Linked DNA regions of Homo sapiens: region 2 is linked to region 1. A link is an interaction called in ENCODE POLR2A ChIA-PET data of the cell type or tissue named here. Cell type or tissue: OCI-LY7. All regions are shown on one strand. Links, peaks and the distances in the headings refer to the core of each region. The heading gives the core; the rest is flanking DNA.

Evidence for each region. Peaks named below come from ENCODE experiments on the same cell type or tissue, not always from the same donor. Only the 100,000 strongest peaks of a DNase experiment are listed, where the experiment ranks them.
Region 2: POLR2A ChIA-PET joins it to region 1 with 5 read pairs; 2 of 35 experiments call an interaction of 5 or more read pairs at or near these places.

Annotation. Positions count from the first base shown.
Region 1 is chr9:100,224,760-100,232,916 of GRCh38, forward strand. It overlaps INVS (inversin), which reads left to right. Exons shown (of 17, transcript NM_014425.5): 4 at 1,303-1,476; 5 at 4,901-5,068. Among named protein-coding and RNA genes, the nearest start is that of TEX10, 120 kb to the right of the region's middle. In OCI-LY7, for the core only: no CTCF peak of the experiment used is centred there; no DNase peak of the experiment used is centred there.
Region 2 is chr9:100,544,736-100,552,892 of GRCh38, forward strand. MSANTD3-TMEFF1 (MSANTD3-TMEFF1 readthrough) reads left to right here. Exons shown (of 10, transcript NM_001198812.1): 6 at 3,009-3,157; 7 at 5,360-5,425. TMEFF1 (transmembrane protein with EGF like and two follistatin like domains 1) reads left to right here. Exons shown (of 10, transcript NM_003692.5): 6 at 3,009-3,157; 7 at 5,360-5,425. Among named protein-coding and RNA genes, the nearest start is that of CAVIN4, 29 kb to the right of the region's middle. In OCI-LY7, for the core only: no CTCF peak of the experiment used is centred there; a DNase peak (open chromatin) is centred at 4,496; H3K4me3 peaks cover 405 bases; H3K27ac peaks cover 587 bases.

The sequences.
Region 1 (8,157 bases), core at 1,390-6,389:
CGCCTGCCACCACGCCTGGCTAATTTTTGTATTTTTAGTAGAGACGGGGTTTCACCATGTTGGCCAGGCTGGTCTAGAACTCCTGACCTCGTGATCCCCCCACCTCAGCCTCCCAAAGTGCTGGGATTACAGGCATGAGCCACCGCACCCGGCCTGCTTCTTTCTTGAGGTGGGTTGATTCTACCAGACTGGAGGATTTAACTGACTTGGAGAGTACTGCCTGCAAGTGGGTGGGCCTACCATGACTTCTGAGTTGGCATTTAGGTGACCGTTTGAGTCTGGGATCCAAACTTGGTTTTTTTGTTTTTTTTTTTTTGAGACGGAGTCTCACTCTGTCGCCCAGCCTGGAGTGCAGTGGCACGATCTCGGCTCACTGCAAGCTCCGCCTCCCAGGTTCACGCCATTCTGCTGCCTCAGCCTCCCGAGTAAATGGGACTACAGGCGCCCACCACCACGCCCGGCTAATTTTTCGTAGAGATGGGGTTTCACCGTGCTGGCCAGGATGGTCTCAATCTCCTGACCTCGTGATCCACCCGCCTCGGCCTCCCAAAGTGCTGGGGTTGCAGATGTGAGCCACCACGCCCGGCCCTGGGATCCAAACTTTGAATAAGCTGCCTCTACCTTAGTTGTACCCATAAATAGCTTTCTTTAAGAAAACTAATCATCCATACCTTATTAACCAGAGGTCCTGAACAAAACGTTTAACTACTTTGAATCTCAGTTTCCTCACCTGTAAATTGGGATTTAACATCTCTGCTTATTTCGCATTATTACACTTTGAGTATAAATAATAGGTACTATGTTGGTCAAAATGTGCTGAAACTAATACACCTACACATTGCTGCTGTTAGATAGCAATTTGGAAAATACACCAAACACTGTAAAATGTGCAAACGTCTTTGACCCAACAATTTGGTTCCTGATAATTTATTCTTGTGAAAAAATTAAGAAAAAAAATGTGAAAAAAGATGTACAGTGAAGCATTTACTACAAAAAAAATATTAGAAACATTCTAGATATCTAACAATAATAGACTGGTTAAATAAAACATGTTGTTTTATTTGCAATAAAATATTGGCCAGCCACTATGTAAATTATATTCATGTAGAAAGTTCTTGGAAGGAAACATGAAAAAATAAAACAATTGATAGTATAGTGGAATTACAAGCATTTTTCCTTATTAATTTCTCTGGATGTTATTACTCTAGGAGAATAATTAACATACTTAAAACATTTTAAAATTAAAAAAAATTTTGACCCCATAGTACATTTTTTTCTTATCATCTCTTGTTTTTTATTTAGGGAAATTATCGTTTCATGAAACTCTTACTTACACGCAGAGCAAACTGGATGCAAAAGGATCTGGAAGAGATGACTCCTTTGCACTTGACCACCCGGCACAGGAGCCCTAAGTGTTTGGCACTTCTGCTGAAGTTTATGGCACCAGGAGAAGTGGATACACAGGATAAAAACAAGGTAATGGATACTCAAAATCAAAGACTAATAAGACCAGAAAGCAAATGCTTCCTTTTATGATGTGAAATTTCAAGGAAGAAGGCCTGAATTACCACATATATACATGGTAGAACAATTCCAAATCTCCATACATCTCAGGGAAGTATTTCACTTAAATTCTGTCATTTTATCCTCTCAGCAACCATGTGTGTTAGGTAGTATCATCTTTTTACAGATGGAAAAACTGAAGCTCAGGAAGATTAAAAGTTTGCCCAAGATGCAAGTGGCAGAACTAGAATTCAAATCTAGTCCTGTCGGCCGGGCGCATTGGCTCATGCCTGTAATCCCAGCACTTTGGGAGGCCGAGGCAAGTGGATCAGCTGAGTTCAGGGGTTCAAGACTGGCCTGGCCAACATAGTGAAACCTCATCTCTACTAAAACTACAAAAATTAGCCGGGCATGTTGGCATGCGCTTGTAATCCCAGCTACTCGGGAAGCTGAGGCATGAGAATCGCTTGAAACTGGGAGGCAGAGGTTTCAGTGAGCCCAGATAGTGCCACTGAACTCCAGCCTGGGTGACAGAGTGAGACTGTCTCAAAAAAAAAAAAAAAAAAAAAAAAATCAGTCCTGTCTTAACTCCAAAACCCAATATTTGACAGGGAGTCATAATAGTTACTATAGGTGGTTAGACTCATGATGGCCAAATGCCCATGGCAATGTCCTAAATGCTTAGTGGTTTAGTGGCCTACGCTTTGGTATCAGCCTTCCTGGGTTTCAACCCAGAATCCACTACTTAACTTGTTCTGTGTCCTTGAGCAAATTGCTTAACTCCTCTGTGCCTCAATTTTTGTATGTATGGAAAAAGGTTAATAGGATTACTGTTAGGTTCAGCATAGTATTACATTTCAGTAAATAGAATCAGAACAAGTATAACATAGGAAAAGAAAGGAATTACGTGTTGTTTATTGAAGATGTGGTTATAGGTAATTAGTAAGTGCTATTATACTTGTGGCTTTTTAAAAATCTGCAGTTGTTAGTAAGCAAAAGTAGTAAGTTAAATAGTGAGTGTTCATATTAAATGCCTATAGGTACACCTTGAAGGAATACCATGTATGTCAGTTTCTAAAGTTTTTAATGTGACAGATGAGCTTGGTTCCTGCTCATTAAATTATCTAATTGTAGATTGGATTGCTGACAATGCTACTCACGAGGGCTAATATATATTTAAACAGTTCTTACATTTTTTCTTAATAATTATCCTAATAGGGAAGCCAGTCTTATAGAATTATGTTGACGAGAACAGCAGAAGAGATTTTAAAGCAACTTCAACAAGTTCAAGATGATCATTTTCAACTTTTATCTGAAATAAAGTGTGAACATTGTCAAAATCAAAATGGAGTTGTTTCTGTTTAAAACAACAACAACAAAACCTGACAGAGCCAGGGAAGGCCATGAAGAGAGGATTCTTGTGCTTGTAAGCCTGATTAAAAAAAAAAAAAATCACAGACTGTGCAAAAACCACAGCCTTGCACAAAGGCCATCATAACCTTACACAAAAATTACTTCTTCAAAGACATTTGCCCAGCAACTGCCTGTCCAACCTTGCACTGGCATTATCTTTGTTATCGATCTTTGTAGCCAAGGATCATCATTTGAAAACAATTACGTAATCCTGCTCATTTTTCTTTTAAAAACTTTTGTCTTCCTTTACTTGAGTACACATAGTTTAGCAATGCCCTACTACCAGATACCAAATAAACATTATTTTCTTTCTTTCTTTTTTTTTTTTTTTTTGAGACAGAGTCTCACTCTATCACCCAGGCTGGCGTGCAGTGGTGTGATCTTGGCTCACTGAAACCTCCACCTCCCAGGTTCAAGCGATTCTCATGCTTCAGCCTCCCAAGTAGCTGGGATTACAGGCATGCGCCACCAGGCCCAACTAATTTTTGTATTTTTAGTAGAGACGGGGTTTCACCATGTTGACCAGGCTGGTCTCGAACTCCTGACCTCAAGTGATCCACCCGCCTCGATCTCCCAAAGTGCCGGGATTACAGGCATGAGCCACTGCGCCCAGCCAAACATTATTTTCTTTTAGAGAGACTCTGTTATTTAGGTTGACTAAAGCAAGTGCTGCTGTATTTTCAAAATGTATCTTTTCATCAATAACTGGGTCTAATAATTTATCCTCTAAAATTATATTTAAATTAAAATTTGTCTACTGATACATGGAATGGGTTCCAGATGCATGAATTTCCTATGCATGTATTTTTTTATAGATATTAAAATTCGAAACATCCTGTCAAGTTCTTAAGGTCCTTGGTGATAACCAGATGTGCATTATCAAGATCATCACTTACTTTGTTGATGATTATTTATAAATGACTGGGCCGCTTTCTCTTTCTCAGTGTTATCAGTACCGGATGAACTAAATAACTGTCATGCCTAAGAGGTCAGATTCTGGAGTCAGACTGCCTGGGTTAAAATCTCAGTTCAGCCACTTACTTCCTTTGTGTCCCAGAGCAGATTACTTAGGTTCCGTGTGCTGTTTCCTCATCAATCACATGCAAATTTAAAAACATACTTGTCTCCCAGAGATAGTAAGATGACTGCATGCAATTAAATAGACAATAGTCTCCCTTGTTCAAAGGAAATATATTCCAACACCTCCAATGGACACTTGAAACTGCGGATAGTGTCAAACCCAATTCCCGTCAATAGGAACACATTTCTGTTCATATCTTCTACCCACAAATTTAGTACTTTTTCCGTCTTAACTAAGCACTTATCAGGCACTATGGCCATAATTTTTGCAGTTTGGTATGCAACAGCAAAACCAGCATGAGTTTCTTCTTCCTTCTTTACAGTTTCACAGATAGATTTGTTCTTACGGTAGAGCTTAGCAAACTCAACAAACAATTTTTTCTTATTAAGTTGAGAGCTTTCACCTTTTCACTTAAAGGAAACACTTCATAGCTGCTCTTTGGCATATCTGAATCACCAGTATCAATAATTTTGAGCTTTGGGGCCATTAAGTAAAAGAAGGATGACTTGAACACAAGCACTGTGAATCTAATATTGTGACAATGAATGGGATAACTGAGTTGGCTGCTAGGTGACTAACTGGCAGGGAATGTCTACGGTGGGGATATGCTGAACAAAGGAAGGATTTGTGTCCCAGGTAGGATGGGGTGGGATGAAGCACTATTTCAACATGTTATTTAGAATGGCACACAATTTAAAACTTATGAATTGTTTATTTCTGGAATGTTCTATTTAATATATTTAGACTTCGGTTGAACACAGAGACCTGAAATCATGAAAAGTGAAAACAAAGATACAGGGCAACTACTGTATAAAACTCTTATAACAGTGCCTGTCCCACAATAAAAGATTGGGGAAAGTTAGTTGTTACTGTTGTTATTTCGAGAACCTCTCGATTTTGCAGCAAACAGCTCTGCATTGGAGTGCCTACTACAATAACCCTGAGCATGTGAAGCTGCTCATCAAGCATGATTCTAACATTGGGATTCCTGATGTTGAAGGCAAGATCCCACTTCACTGGGCAGCCAACCATAAAGATCCAAGTGCTGTTCACACAGTGAGATGCATTCTGGTGAGTTGAATGGTACTGCTAGACCTGAATGGCCTTGAAATTTTTTTATTATGAATTATTTAATATATACAAAAGTGTATATTTGACGTACAAGCAAATTATTAAGCAAAAGAATACAACAGACATATGGACTCATCCCCCAAGAAGTAGAACATTTCAGTACCACTATTTAAGACCACATAGAGGTTTCCTATGTCCCAGTTTTTAAACGCATTCATTCCCCCTACGCCGTGCTCATTCCTGTACCCCAGCAACTACTTCCCTGAATCCTGAATTTATATTTATTTCCTTACTTTGTTTCATACTTGTTTTTATTAAACAGTGAATAGATATAAGTATCAGTAAAATACATGTAAAGTATAAATAATAATGAAACAACAAATACTCATATACTCAATATCAAGTTTAAGAAAAAGTATATTACCATTACCTTTGAAGTCCTCTGAGTGGAGTACCTCTCAGTCTCATTCTATTCTCTCCTTTCACAGAGGCAACAACTGTCTTCAATCTTGTGTTATCATTCCCCTGATTTCCATTACCACATTTATTTGTATCCTTAAACAATATATTGCTCAGTATTTAAAGGTTTTGAATTTGATATACAAGGAATTATATTGCATGTTTTTGTTTTTGTTTTGTTTTGTTTTTTTGCAGTGCCCTATTCTTTCTCGCTCAACCTTATGCTGTTTATTTTATTTTATTTTATTTTGAGACAGAGTCTTGCTCTGTCACCCAGGCTGTAGTACAGTGGCATGATCTCGGCTTACTGCAGCCTCCACCTCCCAGGTTTAAGCAATTCTCCTGCCTCAGCGTCCCGGGTAGCTGGGACTGCAGGCGTGCGCCACCGTGCCTGGCTAATTTCCGTATTTTTAGTAGAGACCGGGTTTCACCATGTTGGCAAGGATGGTCTCGACCTCTTGACCTCGTGATCTACCTGCCTCAGCCTCCCAAAGTGCTGGGATTACAGGCGTGAGCCAACGTGTCCGACCACTGGTGATTTTATCTATGTTGCTGCATGTAGCCATGATATATTAATTCTTACTGCTATATAGGATTCCATCTTACGAATAAGCCACACAGTATTCATTCTGTTATTGACAGATACTTTGTTTCCAGTTTTTTGTTATTTACAAACAGTGCTGCATTGACATTTTTGAACATATCTAGGATATATATTTAACTGGTTGTTATAGGTGTATAGGAATGCAGTTGATATTTTTGATCATTGATTACATATCTAACTAATTCGCTAAACTCCTTATTTGTTTCGAATATTTATCAGTAGATTCTTTGAGGTTTTCTAATCCCTCTGTCCCAGCTTCTAATTTACATGCTATGATAGTCCAATAGTTAGTCATATTTGTTTTTAACACACAAATTAGACTTTAAAGTATTATTTTTTAATCGTTTTTTACAACCTCTGATACTAAAAGTATTATTTTGTATATGCAATGCTTAGCTCTGCATTTTTTTTGTATCTCAAATTTTCCTTCTAAAGTTATTATTTTACATCCTGAAATATAGTTCTTAGATTTTTTTTATTATTATACTGTAAGTTCTGGGATACAGGTGCAAAACGTTCAGGTTTGTTACATAGGTATACATGTGCCATGGTGGTTTGCTGCACCCATCAACCTGTCATCTACATTAGGTATTTCTCCTAATGCTATCCCTCCCCTTGCCCCCCACCCCCCAACAGGCCCCACTGTGTGATGTTCCCCTCCCTGTGTCCATGTGTTCTCATTGTTCAACTCCCACTTATGAGAACATGTGGTGTTTGGTTTTCTGTTCTTGTGTTAATTTTCGGAGAATGATGGTTTCCAGCTTCAACCATCTCCCTGCAAAGAACATGAACTCATTCTTTTTTATGGCTGCATAGTATTCCATGGTGTATATGTGCCACATTTTCTTTATCCAGTCTATCATTGATGGGCATTTGGGTTGGTTCCATGACTTTGCTATTGTAAATAATACTGCAATAAACATATGTGTGCATGTGTCTTTATAGTAGAATGATTTATAATCCTCTGGATATATACCCAGTAAGAGGATTCCTGGGTCAAATGGTATTTCTGGTTCTAGATCCTTGAGGAGTCACCGCACTGTCTTCCACAATGGTTGTACTAATTTACACTCCACCAACAGTGTAAAAGCATTCCTATTTCTCCACATCTTCTCCAGCATCTGTTGTTTCCTGACTTTTTAATGATCACCATTCTAACTGGCATGAGATGGTGGTATCTCATTGTGGTTTTGATTTTCATTTCTCTAATGACCAGTGATGATGAGCTTTTTTTCATATGTTTTTTGGCCACATAAATGTCTTCTTTTGAGAAGTGTCTGTTCGTATCCTTTGCCCACTTTTTAATGAGTTTTTTTTTTCTTTTAAATTTGTTTAAGTTCCTTGTAGATTCTGGATATTAGCCCTTTGTCAGATGGATAGATTGCAAAATATTTTCTCCCATTCTGTAGGTTGCCTGTTCACGCTGATGATAGTTTCTTTTGCTGTGCCAAAGCTCTTTAGTTTCATTAGATCCCATTTGTCCATTTTGGCTTTTGTTGCCATTGCTTTTGGTGTTTTAGTCATGAAGTCTTTGCCCATGCCTATGTCCTGAATGGTATCGCCTAGGTTTTCTTCTAGCATTTTTATGATTTTAGGTCTTACGTTTAAGTCTTTAATCCATCTTGAGTTAATTTTTTGTATAAGGTGTAAGGAAGGGGTCCAGTTTCAGCTTTCTGCATATGGCCAGCCAGTTTTCCAAACAACATTTAGGAAATAGGGAATCCTTTCCCCATTGCTTGTTTTTGTCAGCTTTGTCATAGATCAGATGATTGTAGATGTGTGACATTATTTCTGAGGCCTCTGTTCTGTTCCATTGGTCTATATATCTGTTTTGGTACAAGTACCATGCTGTTTTGTTTACTGTAGCCTTGTATTATAGTTTGAAGTCAGGTAGCTTGATACCTCCAGCTTTCTTCTTTTTGCTTAGGATTGTCTTGGCTATACAGGCTCTTTTTTTGTTCCATAGGAAATTTAAAGTAGTTTTTTTCTAATTATGTGAAGAAAGTCAATGGTAGCTTGATGGAAA
Region 2 (8,157 bases), core at 1,640-6,639, 320 kb after region 1:
TTTCTGCCTATAAGCCTGTAAAATCAAAAGCAAGTTAGTTACTTCCTAGATACAAAGGGAGTACAGGCATTGGGTAAGTACAGCCATTCCAAGTGGCAGAAATTGGCCAAAACAAAGGGGCTATAGGCCCCATGCAGGGCAGTCAAATCTTAAAGTTCTAAAATGATCTCCTTTGACTCCACATCTTGTATCTGGGTCATGCCGATGCAAAAGGTGGGTTCCCATGGTCTTGGGCAGCTGCACCTTTGTGGCTCTGCAGGGTACAGGTGGCTCTGCAGGGTACAGCCTCCATCTTGGCTGCTTTCATGGGCTGGCATTGAGTGTCTGTGGCTTTTCCAGATGCACAGTGCGAGCTGTCAGTAGATCTGTCATTCTGGGGTCTGGAGGTGGCCCTCTCCTCACAGCTCCACTAGGCGACGCCTCAGTAGAGACTCTGTGTGGCGGCTCTGACCCCACATTTCCCTTCCACGCTGCCCTAGCAGAGGTTCTCCATGAGGGCCCCACCCCTGCAGCAAACTTCTGCCTGGGCATCCAGGCATTTCCATACATCCTCTGAAATCTAGGTGGAGGTTCCCAAACCCCATTTCTTGACTTCTCTGTACCTGCAGGCTTAACACCATGTGGAAGCTGCCAAGGCTTGGGGCTTGTACCCTCTGAAGCCACAGCCCAAGCTCTACATTGGTCCCTTTCAGCCATGGCTGGAGCAGCTGAGATGCAGGGCACCAAGTCCCTAGGCTGCACAGAGCACGGGGATCCTGGGCCCTACCCAGGAAACCATGTTTTCCTCCTACAATGGGAGGGGCTGCCATGAAGACCTCTGACATGCCCTGGAGACATTTTCCCCATTGTTTTGGGGATTAACATTCGACTGCTTGTAACTTATGCAAATTTCTGCAGCTAGCTTGAATTTCTTCTCAAAAAATGGGATTTTCTTTTCTATCACATTGTCAGGCTACAAATTTTCCGAACTTTTGTGCTTTGCTTCCCTTATAAAACTGAATGCCTTTAATAGCACCCAAGTCACCTCTTGAATGTTTTGCTGCTTAGATATTTCTTTCACTGGGTACCCTAAATCATCTCTCTCAAGTTCAAAGTTCTACAGATCTCTAGGGCAGGGGCAAAATGCCACCAATCTCTTTGCTAAAACATAACAAGAGTCACTTTGCTCCAGTTCCCAACAGGTTCCTCATTTCCATCTGTGATCACCTCAGCCTGGACTTTATTGTTTGTGCCACTATCAGCATTTTGGTCAAAGCCATTCAACCAGTCTCTAGGAAGTTCCAAACTTTCCCACATTTTCCTGACTTCTGAGCCCTCCAAACTGTTCCAACTCGTGCCTATTACCCAGTTCCAAAGTCACTTCCACATTTTCAAGTATCTTTTCGGCAGCACCCCACTCTACTGGTACCAGTTTATTGTATTAATCTGTTTTCACACTGCTGATAAAGATATACCCGAGACTGGGCAAAAGAAAGAGGTTTAACTGGACTCACAGTTCCCCAGACCCACGTGGCTGGGGAGGCCTCACAATCATGGTGGAAGGCAAGGAGGAGCAAGTCACATCTTACGTGGATGGCAGCAGGCAAAAAGAGTGCTTGTGCAGAGAAACTCCCATTTTAAAAACCATCAGATCTCATGACACTCATTCACTATCATGAGAGCAGCACAGGAAAGACCTTCCCCCATAATTCAATCCCCCCCCCACCAGGTTCCTCCCACAACACACGGGAATTGTGGGAGTTACTATTCAAGATGAGATTTGGGTAAGGACACAGCCAAACCACATCAGGCCTGCAAAGCCAAAAAATTGGTAATTGAATTTACCCAGTTTGGCAAATGCCTTCAAAGTGAAAATCAGCTTTAGAGAGCTCAATTGACCTTTCTCTGTGCCTGTGTACTTATAACTTCTGTCCTAAATATTCCTGACTTTCTTACCAACTTGTGAATGTATTTAAGAGAATGTTTTAAAATGTTTGTCCAGTGTTTTTTGTTGTTTTTATCAGGAAGGTTAGTAAAGGTTCCTAGTCCTCTGTGTTGCTATAAACAGGAGAGTCTCTGTATTTTTATTTTTGTTTCTCTATTCCTAACTAGATTTTACTATTCTTGAGGGGAGTAATCTTGCTTTGGACTTCTTTTGCCTTCTCTGTAGTACAACACTCAGTGTTCAGTGGATACTCAGTTACACAGATAGACATGTAGCTAGAAAACACTTTTGAGGGTTTCCATTTTACATATTTCATGTCTATTATATTTTTTAACCTTCCCAGTTATTTGGCAAGGTAGGTTATTTATTTATTTAAGACAGGGTCTCACTCTGTCCCCCAGGCTGGAGTACAGTGGTGCAATTATGGCTCACTGCGGCCTCAACCTCCTGGGCTTAAGTGATCCTCCTGCCTCAGCCTTCCAAGTAGTGGAGACCACAGGTACACACCACTGTGCCTGGCTAAGTTTTTTATTTTTTGTAGAGATGGGGTCTTGCTTTGTTTCCTAGGCTGGTCTCAAACTCCTGGGCTCAAGTGATTCTCCTACCTTGGCCTCCCGAAGTGTTGGGATTACAGTCATGAGCCATCATGCCTGGCCATTATTATTACCTCCATTTTACTGATCAGTAAACTAAGACTTAGAGGAAGAATTTGGATACAAATCTGGTAATAACTAGGGGTAGAATTTAGATTTGTGACTATTGACTCATAATTCTGTGTCCTTTACAATGTGCCATTTTGCTATTTAATTAATGTCATTGATATTTGACATCTCCTGATTACTTTATCTAGATATGAAAATTCCAGAGAAACCACTGGATTCATAATATCTTGATGAAATTATCTCTAAATCCTCACCTAAAATTTTTTTAGGTATTTACTTTGCTTAAGCTTTCATCAGTGACTTAAAACAATATATTGACTTCTGTTACAGAAAGCAGAAGAAAGAATTGGTCTTTTTTGCTGTTGCAGCATTGTGAAATATTTTTGTTGTAAAATATAGGTAATTTTTGTCTTTTCCAACAGGTGTGTATGTAATATAGATTGCAGTGGATACAGTTTTAATCCTGTGTGTGCTTCTGATGGGAGTTCCTATAACAATCCCTGTTTTGTTCGAGAAGCATCTTGTATAAAGCAAGAACAAATTGATATAAGGCATCTTGGTCATTGCACAGGTAAAATCCATTTTATTTATTCAGAGACCCATCTTTATTATTGTATAAATGTAATCTTATTTGTACATTTGGTAGTGTTTCAAATTTGTAAAATGAGAAATCCTCGAAGCTTTATTTTTTTATTACTTTATATTTCAGATTTTTTATTACTAATTTAGTTTTTTTTCATTATTTTCATCTTCTCAAGACATAAACCATGCTTCTTGGTTTTTTATTTAGTTAGTTCTTGGTTGCTAGCTGATCCTAACATGGAATTATAATTATTATTTATAGTTCTAATATCATCTCAAATTTGGAATGATTATAGCTATTTAAGAGTTAGATAACTTATTTTAATTTCAGTAAAACTATGTTATTGCCATATATTTGTTAAACCTCTTTTTATAGAGCATAATAGTTTACTTTGTTTTTCCATTATCTGTATCATTTTCCCTGTACATATTATGTATGATACAGATTTTGGTGTGAAGTTAGAGAATGTAAGGAAAAATTATTGCCTTTAGCTTAAAATTCTTTTCACCCTTCTTGCTTTTTGTTATAGCTTAGAAACCATGATACCATATAAGAAAGAGTTTTTGTTTTCCACCCCTACTAGAAATATTCAGTCTCTAAAGCCAGAGTTCCCAATTTTCTTTCCCCAGTAATATTCAGATGAGTTGGGAAGATGGATTATTTCCTCAGTCACATATGTGGACCAGGCACACTCTCATGGACTAGGATTGTATATCTTTCTTGCTTACTGGTTCCCTTCTTCCTCCCTTTTTAGACTTATTAAAGGGATATTATGTTTTTATCTGAGCTAAAGGGAAAAGGTTGTAAGCCAAAATTTGGTACATTATATTGGTAACAAATTATTTGTGACACACTACACAATTGATTGCAGTACCTCTGGTCTAAACTACCAAAGAATACCCAGGAAGCTCATCAGACAATTTTTAGGTAGGAGTTGAGTGTGGGCATGATAGAGGACACCATTTACTGACAGGGACCCCTTCTGGGTAGATGTCCCACTTAGCCTTGATCTTGAAGAAGTATGGTCCCCCCACCCCAGTGGGGTGGCATTTAGAGCTTGAGTGGGAAGACTAGCTTAGAGAAGGACTATGTTCTCTGAGGAAAAGATGCATATTTGAATGATACTCTACTCTTTGGAATTTCAAGTTCAGAGCACCTGGTCAGTGTATTAGTTCATCCTCACGTTGCTAGAAAGAATTACCTGAGACTGGGTAATTTATAAAGAAAAGAGGTATAATTGGCTTACAGTTCCACAGGCTATACAGGAAGCATGGCTGAGGGCCTCAGGAAACACAATCATGGTAGATGGCAAAGAGGAAGCAGGCACATCTTACATGGCCGGAAAAGGAGGAAGAGAGAACAAAGGGAGGTGTCATGCACTTTTGTAAACAACTAGGTCTTGTGAGAACTCACTCACTATTATGAGAACAGCGAGAGGGAAATCTGCCCCCCATGATCCAGTCACCTTCCACAAGGCCCCTTTTCCAACGTTGGGGATTACAATTAGACACGGCATTTGGGCAGGGACACAGAACCAAACCATATCAGTCAAGTTTGAGAGTTTAATTGAAATGCATCCTTTAGAGTGATTGGGCCTTAAGTTTTGTCTTAGTCCCCTCTGTAATTTTTCATTCACAAACCTAACTATGTCTTTCGTTTGCCTCCTCCACTAGTACTGGGAAGCTTGTGCTTCTAAACACGTGGTTATGGCTCATTTATAGTCTTCCCAGTCCAGGTGCAGTTCTCAAATCAGGGGTCATTTTTTATAGTAAGTGTTTCATAACACAGCAGAGATTCCCCATTTATCTTAATCTGATATTTCCAGGGTAACAGTGGTAGGAGAAGGTAAATCTTGAGGCAGTTGTCTTTTAGAGAAAGAAAGGTTTAACCCTTTCTTCTCAGAGTAGGTGTTGTTTTAGTTTGCATAGGAAAGAGTTTTTAAAGGAGGCGACATTGGAGCTGAAGTATAGATGAAATTGGCTATTCATCATGCAAAGAGCACTTATACCTAGGATGCCTAGAGGCCTAAGACAGAAATGACATAATTGATTTAGAGAATGGTAGACAACATGAGCAGGATAAGGGGGCAGAGGTTAAGAAGAACTTGGAATAATTTGGAATTATTGGGAGTATCATGATATGACTTAACCATTGTATATATTTTAATTTGAAAACCGTCTTCTCTTACAGATACAGATGACACTAGTTTGTTGGGAAAGAAAGATGATGGACTACAATATCGACCAGATGTGAAAGGTACTGAATCATGCATCTCCAAATTTTGGCCAGCTATGGAAATACGGTCACTAGCTGTCCTTATTAGTTCTGTTTCCATTATAACAACACCTCTAACTTTGCTCTCTATAGTAATATACCTAACACAGTTAATTATTAGTATTAATAGTAACAGAAACAGCTGAAGTTCATCTCATTTTATAAGGTACTCTCATATGTGCTTTCTTTGATTAAAGTCTGTATTGAGATAATTTTAGATGTACATGCACTTGTAAGAAGTTATACAGAAAGATCTCTCAATATGTTTTATAAAAATCCTCTTTACTCCTCTAGAATCTCCTGTTAACACTTGCCCGATGCCCAGGTCTTTGAACCTTGTTCCTTTGCCTGAAACTCTTTATTTCCTTTCCTGATTAATTCCTTCTTATCCTTTTAATCTTAGCTTGGAAGTCATTTTATTTTGGGAAATATCCCTTGAATCTGAAGTCTATATTAGATGCCTTTCCTGTATACTCCCCTCTCTGAACACTTAGCCCACTCTATTATAACTGCCTTTTTATTCATCTGTAACCTCCTCTAGGCTATGAGTTCTGTGAGGAGAGGAGAACCTGTCTGTCATGTTCACTCTGTATCCCTAACCCTAGCCGAATATCTGGTACATAAGTAGGTACTCTGTGCTTGTCTAAAGAGTGGATGTGGCTCAAAGAAGCAGTAGGTTTTATTTACACAAGGTCTCATGTAGTAAAGGTTGGAGCAGAGGCTGGATTCCAGGTCCCTTGACTTCAAGGCCACTGCTCTTTTTGCTTGTTTTCACATCCATTATTTTGTTTGATTCTTATAACTGCTCTTTGATAGGTAAGGACCAATGGGAAGATTGAGGATCAATGAGGTTGTATCTGGTTAACTGAAACAGGTCTATATCTTTGGCCTTCTAGGCCAGGACCTCTATATAATTGCTGAATTACAAGTGCATCATCTATCCATTTGTTTGGTTGCACCATTAAAAGATATGTGATCTATCTTTTATACCTAATTTCTAAACAATATGTAAAATGGGAGTGATAATAGTACCTGTTTCCTAGAGTTTCATAAAAACTAAATGAGATAATATATGTTAAGTGCTTTGAACAGTATCGGATATACTTGTAAGTGTTCAACAAATGGTAGCTGTTATCATTGAGTAATTTGTTACTTCTCTTACTTGAATCATATGAAACCTGAGTTAGTTATAACCCATGAGCTGCTGAAATATGTCTCCTATGTTGAAACAAAATGCTGTATTTAAAATAGAAAATTTCCTGTATTCTCGTAGGAGACAAAATAGGTCAGCTTCAGTTTTATTCACTATATTGATAGTACTTGACTAGAATAGGAAGGCCATTTTTCAGTATTTGGAAGCTCATACTTAGGGCAGTTTGGGGAATTGTGTGTTCTAAAGCACTTGTGTGCCATTGATAATGGATAATTTAGAGCCTAGGCCACTTTTGAGATACTGAAAATGTTTTACACATAAGAATTGATCTCTAATTTAAATGAAATTATCATAGTAGAAATAATTTATTATGTACCTAATTTATACTGGTCATTTTACTGTTTGTAGTTAGGAAGATATCTAAAATATATGCATCTTTAAAGTTCTTGTGATGTAGTAAATGCAGATAACCAACTTCTAACAAAGTAGAAATTGATTATTGCTATAAGTGTATACAGTTTAAAAGTGCAATGGGAATTCAGAAAAGTTGAGATTAATTTTTGGTGGGGAACAGTGGGAATCTGTGAAATGTCTTGGAAGAAGTGGAACTTGAGTGAACCATGAAGGACGAACAGGAGTCAGAAGGATATCTAAGGAGGATAGGAGAGCATGAGCATAGATATGCACACAATGTTATGACAGGATGTGTTGGAGAAAGGTAAGGAATCCTTTGGGCTGGAGAATAGGAGGCTTAAGAGGTAGAAGTAGAAGGCAAGACTAGAAAGACAGCTTGGGGCCAGATTGTGTAGAGTGTTGAATGCTATGCTACTCTAGGGAATTTAGACTTTATTTGTGGGCAGTGGGGAATCATTAATATATTTGAAAAAAGCAAGGCTACAAAGTTAACCATTTGAAAGAATGATACCTGGCAGGAATATTGTGCATATTGTATACATTGGAATGGAGGCAGGGATATCAGTTAGGTAAAGTCAAAAGGAATAGACATCTTAGATATGAGAGATAGAGAGTTAAAAATGACTTAAGTCTTCAAGCTCAGATGACTTAGATGATGAATTCTGTTCACAGAACTAAGGATATTAGGTAGGTAAAGGTGTTTGGAATAAAGTAAGGGAGGAGTTGATGGTGGAGATGATTGATTGTATTTTAGAGTTTGAGGTGCTTGTGGAACTCATCCAGGTCACTTTGTTCAGTATAAATTTGTGAGTCAGTCTTTGGATATAGAGGTGATAACTGAAGCCACAAGAATGAATGAGAGAGAGTATTGTCTGTTATAATAGCTACTGGCCACATGTAGCTATTTAAATTTAAATTAAAATGAAATCAGCTTGGACAACATGGTGAGACCTTGTCTCTAAACAAAATTAACCCGTGGTGGTGGTACGCGATGTGGTCGCAGCTGCTTGGGAGGCTGACGTGGGAGAATGGCTAGAGCCTAGGAGGTTGAGGCTGCAGTCAACTGAGATCGCACCACTACACTTAAGCCTGGGCGACAAAGCAAGACACTGTTTTGGAAAAAAAAAAAAAAGCATTCTAGCCCTAT